Linked DNA regions of Homo sapiens: region 1 is linked to region 2. A link is a contact called in ENCODE Hi-C or POLR2A ChIA-PET data. All regions are on one chromosome and are shown on one strand. Each heading gives the region's core, a stretch centred on a gene start or an enhancer-like site at or near the end of the contact. The rest is flanking DNA. Distances are from core to core; before and after follow the strand shown.

Region 1 (3,889 bases), core at 726-3,225, 39 kb before region 2:
TCCTGCCTTCATTATTAATACAGCAACAAGGATACAATCTAATATGTATCCTTTTTTACCCAAACTTTACATTTAAATATTAACATGTTAAAATTTTCAAAATATCACAGACAAAAGATATTCTGCCTGGATAAATGAAGTCAGTCAGCTTATCATATCCTGACTCAGACACTATGGCTACAAGGCATTATGGGTGCTCAGCAGTGACTTTGTGGGGAAAGAGAAATGGGGATCCCATGGAGCTCAAGTTCAAGAAAAGAAACTGTAAACATGGAGGTTTTGTGATAAATGGCATGCAGTCAGAGGGCAGGAACTGCCCGAGTTACAGTGTCCTGTGCTGCGCTTTCCAGAGCAATACAGTACACAGTGGAGGGCGCTACCATGGAGTCTCTGGGTGAAAGTTAGGATGGTATGGTGGCACCAGCCAAACTTCTGAGGGTTCATAGGCAGACAGCAGCTCTGGAGTGGAACTAAAGTGTATCCAGGAGCTGAAGCTCTTAATCAGCTAGGGCTCACACAGAGTCAAGGTAGGGTCAAAAACATTCAGTCTGGGACCATATCTAGAGGCAGTTTCTCCTGCAGGTAGCATTAGTTATCTGTTCCTCAAGCAAGCTTATTTTAGACATCACATTTCCACATCCTTAAAGAAGATGCATTGCCAAAGGTGCCAAGTGTGGTTTCATTGCCTCAGGAATTGGGGCTGTCAAGTCTTTGCAAGGTGCAGACCTTTAGCAATTGAAACCATGCTGTTGAACATGGGCATTGTCAAAGTAAAACTTTGGCTGAATTAAATTTAAAGGAGTTTAATTGAGCAATGAACAATTCGCAAATCAGGCAGCCCCCCTGTATCACAACAGATTCAGAGAGACTACTGGGGTGCCTCATGGTCAGTACAAATTTATAGACAAAAAAGGAACGTAACATACAAAAATCAGAAGTGAGGTACAGAAACAACTGGATTGGGTACAGTTTGGTGTTTGCTTTATTTGAATATAGTTTGAACACTCAGCAGTATATGAGTGGTTGAACTATGGCTGCTGGGACTGGCGAAGACTCAGCAATTATTACGGGTGCGTACTCCTAAGTTAGGTTTTCAATCTTGTCTGCCTATTAAGCTAGGTTATAGTTCATCCACAAGGACTCAAATATAGAAGTACAGAGTTATTCCCAGGACATATTTAGTTCACTTTAACAGCATGTAGTCTTCTAAGAAGACTGGCAAATTGAAGGGGTAAGGTAAAATATGTTTTATTTTTTTCTCGGGCATATAAGTGCCAAGACAAGTACTATTTAACAAATGAGAAAAATGCATTTGATTAAGATCTTTTTTTATACATTATCTGAGCACAGGAAAAAACTCTGGAATCAGTTTGACCCAAGTTCCGAGTTCAAGCTTTGCTATTTATTTGAGATAATGGGTAAGTTACTTATCCTTCAGTTTCTGCATCTTCAAAGTGAGAATAATGTTGGAAAGTATAAACAGATCAAGGATCCTAGACAAAAATGATTAAAGGAGAGACCCCTTCATAACTTGTAGCCCTTCACTTGCTGTCTATATATGACAGCTGTTATATGACGATTAATTTTGTATTTCTATTCTTAGCACAAGTATAACGTCTGATATCCATTCATGCCACAAATGTGTATCGGTTGTTGTGATCAGGTCATCATACTGAGTGCCCGAATAGAACATTGAAATAAGCAGACAGTCACACTTGGTAGGCTCCAAATTGTTAATTGAACAAATTAATGAAAAGGCAGAGGTTAAACTCCAGTGTCCTTAAAAGATGAAACGATCACTGGAATTCCATTGTTATATGTAATAAGACTGGATTCTTTGTACCTCTCTTTCTGTCTCTATCACTTCCAAAAGCTATACTAAAAACTAATTTGAGCCACCGTAAGAAATCAGCAACATCCCTCCCCACCCCTATCTCTACTCTGGGGCTGCCCTGGAATTCCGCCACAGTCTTTTTCTGTCGACTTGGCAGGTGGCTATGGTATGCTGCTTTCTGTCCCATTAACCTCTATTTTATCTGTCAAGAATAGTATTCCCCATTGTTGAAAGCAGTAATTTGCCAACCAAGCAAGCTTGGAGTCCTGTTTGATGGAGCATTACGGAGAGCAAAAGGGAAAGTTTAAACAGATTTCCTTCTCTAATTTCCTGAAAGGATCACAGACAAAACTTGCCCTCTGGAAAAATGCTTTCTGTTTGCATTATAATAACAAGCATTTATTGCCATGACAGGCATAGAGGGAGGCCATGGAAGAATGGCCCTGTATTTCCTGGTTTTATTTAGTTTCATTACTACTCATGAAGAGTATGCAGAAACACTTTTTTTCTATGACTGTAAAACATGGTGCTAATTTCTTGTTATTGAGCACATAGGTTTTAACAATAGGATCATGCTCAGAGAGAAAAATCTATTTTTCCTTTTCCTTTGGAGAAGTTCAAAGTGACAAGCCTGTGCCTGGTAAACCTTTAATCTCTCACAGAATTCTGGATGTTTTGCTTTCACATTTATAGTTTTATGAAAAAATCCTATTGTATCTGGTTTATTTCATTGAACTGAATTTCTACAAAACATGTGTAATATACAAGGAATGTTTCAGAATAATACAGCTGATGTGAGTGATATGAACTGGAAAGTAAGCTTCATGAGACCAAAGACTCTGTCTGTATTGTTCCCGGCTGCGTTTCCAGCTTCTATAACATAGCAAAACAGGTAGCAGGAGCTTAAGATTTATTTGTGACTGTTAAATACCTCATATTCCTACCCAACAATACAAATGACAGTTTCAAAGAGGGAATTTTCAGGCTTCAAGCTCCGAACTCTAGAGGTGGTCATACCCAAACCCATCCCTTGCTTTACACCCAAAATGGGATCCATCTCTTACTTGAGCAATACTTTAGCAAGACCCAAATCTGTCTGCATTTCTCCATTATATTTCCCATCCCCTCACTCCAAGCATACTGTTCCCTGGCCCCCCACATTCACGCTTGGCTCACTCCTGAACATCTGCAGGTCTTGGCTTAGATCTCACTTCTAATTTAAGGCTCTCTTTCACTGACCTGACCGCACTACGTAGATCACTTGCAATATGCTGCCTTCGCATCCTGGATTTTTTTCTTCAAAGCACATATCACAATTATCAGTATAGAAATGTCTCATTATTGCTTAATGCTTATTTCCTTGACTAGACAATAAGCTTCTTGATAGCAGGAATTATATTATTCCCAACAAAGCTCCCAGTACCCAGTGATTCATTCATAGTTGGAGCTGGCACTCACTGAATGTTTGTTGAATCAATGAATAAATTGAGAGAGGGAGCGAGGAAAGGAAAAAGGAAGGGAAGAAGAAAATCAAGAATCAGGGTTGGATGACAGTATTTTTTCAGATTTGCTTAAATTCTATTGACACACCTTACTCTAACTAGACTGATCTTGACCATTTTTCTCAAAAGACATGTATGCATATGTACTTTTGTATATTTTTTGAGGCTACTTTGATTGGCTGGCTATATCTCAATATAATTTGTAATACTAGAACAAATTCATATTAAATCACTTTTTGAATTAATAATTATTTTAAAAATTACTTAGTAAATGAAAAAGCCTTCATGTCTTAAATGAAGGACTCTTTTTCTTTTAAATCACATTGAACATTAACAGCTCATTTTGGACCTTAACCAGTTGTTGAATTTTAATCCCAAATTTTGTAAATCATACACACAAACTTGCATATATGTCTGATTGGTGGCCATATTTTCTTATATCCTCAAACATTTTCTGCTATTATGTTACACTCTTTAAAGATCTTTGCTTAATTTTCTGCCAGTTTTCATCTGATAGACATTTAGCCTGATACGTTAACTACCTGTTTTATGA
Region 2 (3,916 bases), core at 373-2,872:
GTCCTAAAACTTGGCATGTCTTTGAAAAGTGATGAGGTGTTCTTTATTCACATATTTTATAAACCTATCCCACAATTATGAAAGGAGGTAGAAGAGATATTTAAATTAATTTGGTCGCTATTCTTTATTACTTTTAATTTCTCCTAAAACTCAGCAAGCTGACTTTGAAGGGACCTTAGTGAAAAACATTTTTTAATTAAAAAAATTCACATCCAGAACTTTTGTGCTCAGCTGCCTTGATCCTAGCGGTTCTGATAGCTGCAAGTTCTTATTCAGAAATTCAGCCCTACAGATCCCCCAGGGCTACAAGACAACAAGCAAAAACAGACTTCAGCTCTTGAAACTGTGTAATGAAGCCCATTCCAAGGGCTTCTCATAGATTTTCCAAATATATTTAGTTAATGCACAAACATACACACACACACACACCCCTACTCCTTTGAACTAAAAACATTTAAAGCCAGCAGTTCGCTTATTTCTGAAATGTAAACCTCCTTTTGAATTTGTTTTTGGTCTAGCTCATGATAAGGTATGCTGTGTAATTAACTGAGTGATTTGCTTTAAGATTTGGGTGGGGTTCAGGTGCTGCACAGCAAAGGTTGGGATTTTTATGCAGCCCTCACGTGGCCTGGAGCTCTTGGCAACACATTGTCTTTGGCCTCTGACTTGCCCCTCTTCCTTATAAGCTACTTTGTTTTCTATGAGGGTTTCTGCTTCTTTCTTGCTTCCTTCCTGGGCGTCTGCAGATATTTCTCCATCTCAGAGAACCAAAGCCCCACCTTCATTTATTCAGCATTCTCCACTTCCCATCACTTGCACAGGATTAGAGATATCAACTGCAGGCCACCACCTACCACCTGTGTTGACTTAAACAAATTACTTAATCTCTCTCCTCTTTCATTTTTTTGTCTGTAAAATGGGAATAATGCTATTCCTCACATATTATAGTTGATTAAATGAGGTAATAAGTGTAAACTTCTCAGCACAAAGTCTAGTACACATTAATGGCTAGTAGCTTTTATTTACAGTACCCAGAAAAGCAAGAGGCCTATTTTTTTTTAAGTGTATGAAGATGTCTCCTGATGCTGCTTAATAGGACAGATGTCAGTAAGCCAACCTCAGTCATTTGCTGGGCTTGGGGGCAAGACTACAAATGTGCACCCACTCCTGCTATCTTTCCTCCTTCCACGGAGTCGCTCATTTTAAGGAGCCTCATTCATACGAGTGTGTGATATCCTAGTCTGCACATTGAAGTTGTGTCCAAGCCCACCCCCTTCCTGTTCTGCAGACAGCTGCTCCTTGGCTACACCTTAGTTCTAAAGATGGGCCCTCCAGAGGACACACCCAGGGCAGAGCCTCTTGTGGACCTGGCCATGGCTTGAGCCCTTGCATTGGGAACCCATGATCTCGGGTCCCTGGAGTGTGGTATAGAAGAGGAGAGTGGCCTGGACTTAGTACCTTGGAATTCTTTTTCATGGAGAGTCACGGCAAGTGGGTGGCCAGAGCCGAGTCCATAGGACGGACCTTGAATGTCTGGTGCTAATCATGTTTGCTGGTAGAAAGAACCAAGCTTTGGAGAGGGAGGCTTCTCCATGCTCTGTCACTCTAGCCAGCCCGAGGCCCTTGTGTCCTGTTCAGTCACCATGATGCCAAACCTGTGAGTGTAGGAACCTGCTCGTCTCACAGAGGCCCTGACAGCTACCAGGAAGCCAAAGGGCGTCCTTTTTGGATCAACCCCAAGGAATGCAAATTCCTGCAGAGCTCAGTGCTTGATATTACAGTGACTGTGCCCCCTTTCCTCGGCTCCCTCACCAGCTGCAGCACAGACTGTTCTCCTCCTCCCCTTTTCTGTGGTTTCTTTTCCTTGGCATTTGCTGGGTGGACATAGAAGTAATACTGGGAGGAACTCAAATACCAGGGATCTGAGAAGAATCTTAGGTACAGTTGGACAGAAAGGGATGTGTTTGCTGTTAGTAACATCAACTCTAGAAATCCCAGTGAGGAAATCCTTAAGGCCAGCACTGTCCCACTTCCTGCAGAATTGAGTTTATAACCCATCAGCTCCTTTACAATGTATGATTATGTCTACATTAGCAACTCTCCTTTTATTGCTGAGAGTTGCAGCACCTGTATGTTCTGCATATTGCTGCAAAGGATTTGGGCTGAAGTGTTAACAACTTTAGCTCTTTAAGAAATAGTTTGGTAAGAAAAACAGTTATGAGGAATAATTCAATAGCCAAATACACAATAAAGATGAAGCATATGTGGTAGATAGTAAATCTTCCCCAGCAAAGGAAATCAGTGCCTTCAAGTACAAGTTGTCATTTAGAATTTGGAATCCGAACAGCAATACCATCCCATGAGTACAAAGTATTGAGTGCTAGAAATAGAAGCTTTGCTTCCCTCTCTCCTGAGCAGAAATATTTTGCTCTGCTGTCCCCAATAATCCCCAGATTCCATGTGCACGGCCTAACTGACTGACACAGCCAAAGGCTTCAGAACCGGGTGAGTCTGGTCAAGAATTCTTGTGTACAAGGTTATGCACAGAACAAGAGAAGGGACCTCTTTCAGCGCTTTTGTGTTCTGTTTTTTTTTCTAAAAAAAAAAAAAAGATAAATCTGACTGACATTCCAACTAGTGGGCCATAAACATGAGTTTCTTATGATATTAACGGGGATTTCTATGGATTGAATGTTTGTGTCCACCCCCCTCAAATTTGTATGTTGAAATTGAATCTGTAATGTAATGGTATTTGGAGATGGGGTCTTCGGGAAATGATTGGTTTATGAGGGTGGAGCCCTCATGAAGGGAATTAATGCCCCTATAAAAGGGAGCCCAGAGAGTTCTCTCATTCTCTTTTCATCATGTGAGTCAATGGTGTGCAACCTGTAAGAAAACCCTCACCAGAACCCAACTATGCTGGCACCCTGATCTTGGACTTCCAGCCTCCAGAATCAGGAGAAATCAATTTCTGTTTCTGAGCCACCCACATTATGTTACTTTGTGGTAACAGTCTGAACCAAGAGGCATGATATAAACAGTGCTCTGCAGTTTAAAAGTTTGAGAAATGTTAAACTAAAAATTAATCTAAGAATGTTTGTTTTAACTGCAGGATATCTCAGAGCGTTTATTACACTCGAGTGCTATATTATTTGAAATGAGACTGTAAAATATGTTTTCTCAAAATAGAATGTACTGTAGAAATTACTCATATAGGTCACTTTTTACGCCTTTGTCTTTTTTCCTATCTTCTTTCCAGATAAATATTTTAAATATCTAAGTTTAGAAATGATATTTAAGACATGATAACTTAAAATGTTCCATGGGGGTGGACAAGTTGATTCATAAGTGTTGAATTCCAATATTACCCAAATCGTCCATCTAAGGGGGAAAACAGGAAAATATTCTGCCAAGTTTCTCATGGAAAATCAGATGTAGGGGAGCAATTTCTGGCATTGGAATATTCCTTGGCATCTGTGTGGTTTAGGTACCACATAACTTCACAGTCCCAGCAGGGACCACCCGGAGTTGAAATCTCCAGGCCTCATAGTAAGTCTGCCCCTGACAGCACTCCTTCAATTCTCAGGATCTCCTCTAAGAGACAAGGGGCTGAAATATGGGGGAAATGGCAGTAAAGCATTTAGGAAAACATTCTCGTTCTTCCACAGTACTTATATTATTTATCCTTTTTCTTTTCTTTTCCTTTCTTCATTTAGTTCCACAGATGAACCAGTGGCCCCAGAAGCATCAACTAACTTTGTGACATTTGAAGGTTGTTTGCTTTCCTTAATTCAATTGACTTTCATCCTTACTGAGGTAGTGGGTTTGACTCAAGGGAGAGGAAGCACTGAGAAATAAGCTTTACACTTAAACAAAGATGCTGGGAACTTCCATGTGCATTTCCTTACATTTAAAA

Evidence for each region. A loop is a pair of places that touch in the nucleus more often than their neighbours do. ChIA-PET counts read pairs that join two places held with the same protein, here RNA polymerase II (POLR2A). Pooled maps may share reads with other maps.
Region 1: a map of heart left ventricle shows a loop between it and region 2 (2.6-fold over the local background). The contact joins two enhancer-like sites. A Hi-C loop is called at or near these places in 1 of 168 maps with a recorded cell type or tissue (heart left ventricle) and 1 of 50 pooled maps. POLR2A ChIA-PET finds 5 or more read pairs at or near these places in 2 of 52 experiments (AG04450 and OCI-LY7).

What each region holds. Positions count from the first base shown.
Region 1 is chr13:39,348,899-39,352,787 of GRCh38, reverse strand. The region is part of intron 3 of LHFPL6 (LHFPL tetraspan subfamily member 6); the gene reads left to right. Among named protein-coding and RNA genes, the nearest start is that of LHFPL6, 250 kb to the left of the region's middle. Within about 2 kb of position 1,975, at least 3 of the 41 ENCODE cell types and tissues checked have a DNase peak (open chromatin) inside an H3K27ac peak, as active enhancers do.
Region 2 is chr13:39,309,662-39,313,577 of GRCh38, reverse strand. It overlaps LOC107984580 (a long non-coding RNA gene), which reads left to right. Exons shown (of 2, transcript XR_001749845.1): 2 at 1-3,916. Among named protein-coding and RNA genes, the nearest start is that of NHLRC3, 270 kb to the right of the region's middle. Within about 2 kb of position 1,622, at least 3 of the 41 ENCODE cell types and tissues checked have a DNase peak (open chromatin) inside an H3K27ac peak, as active enhancers do.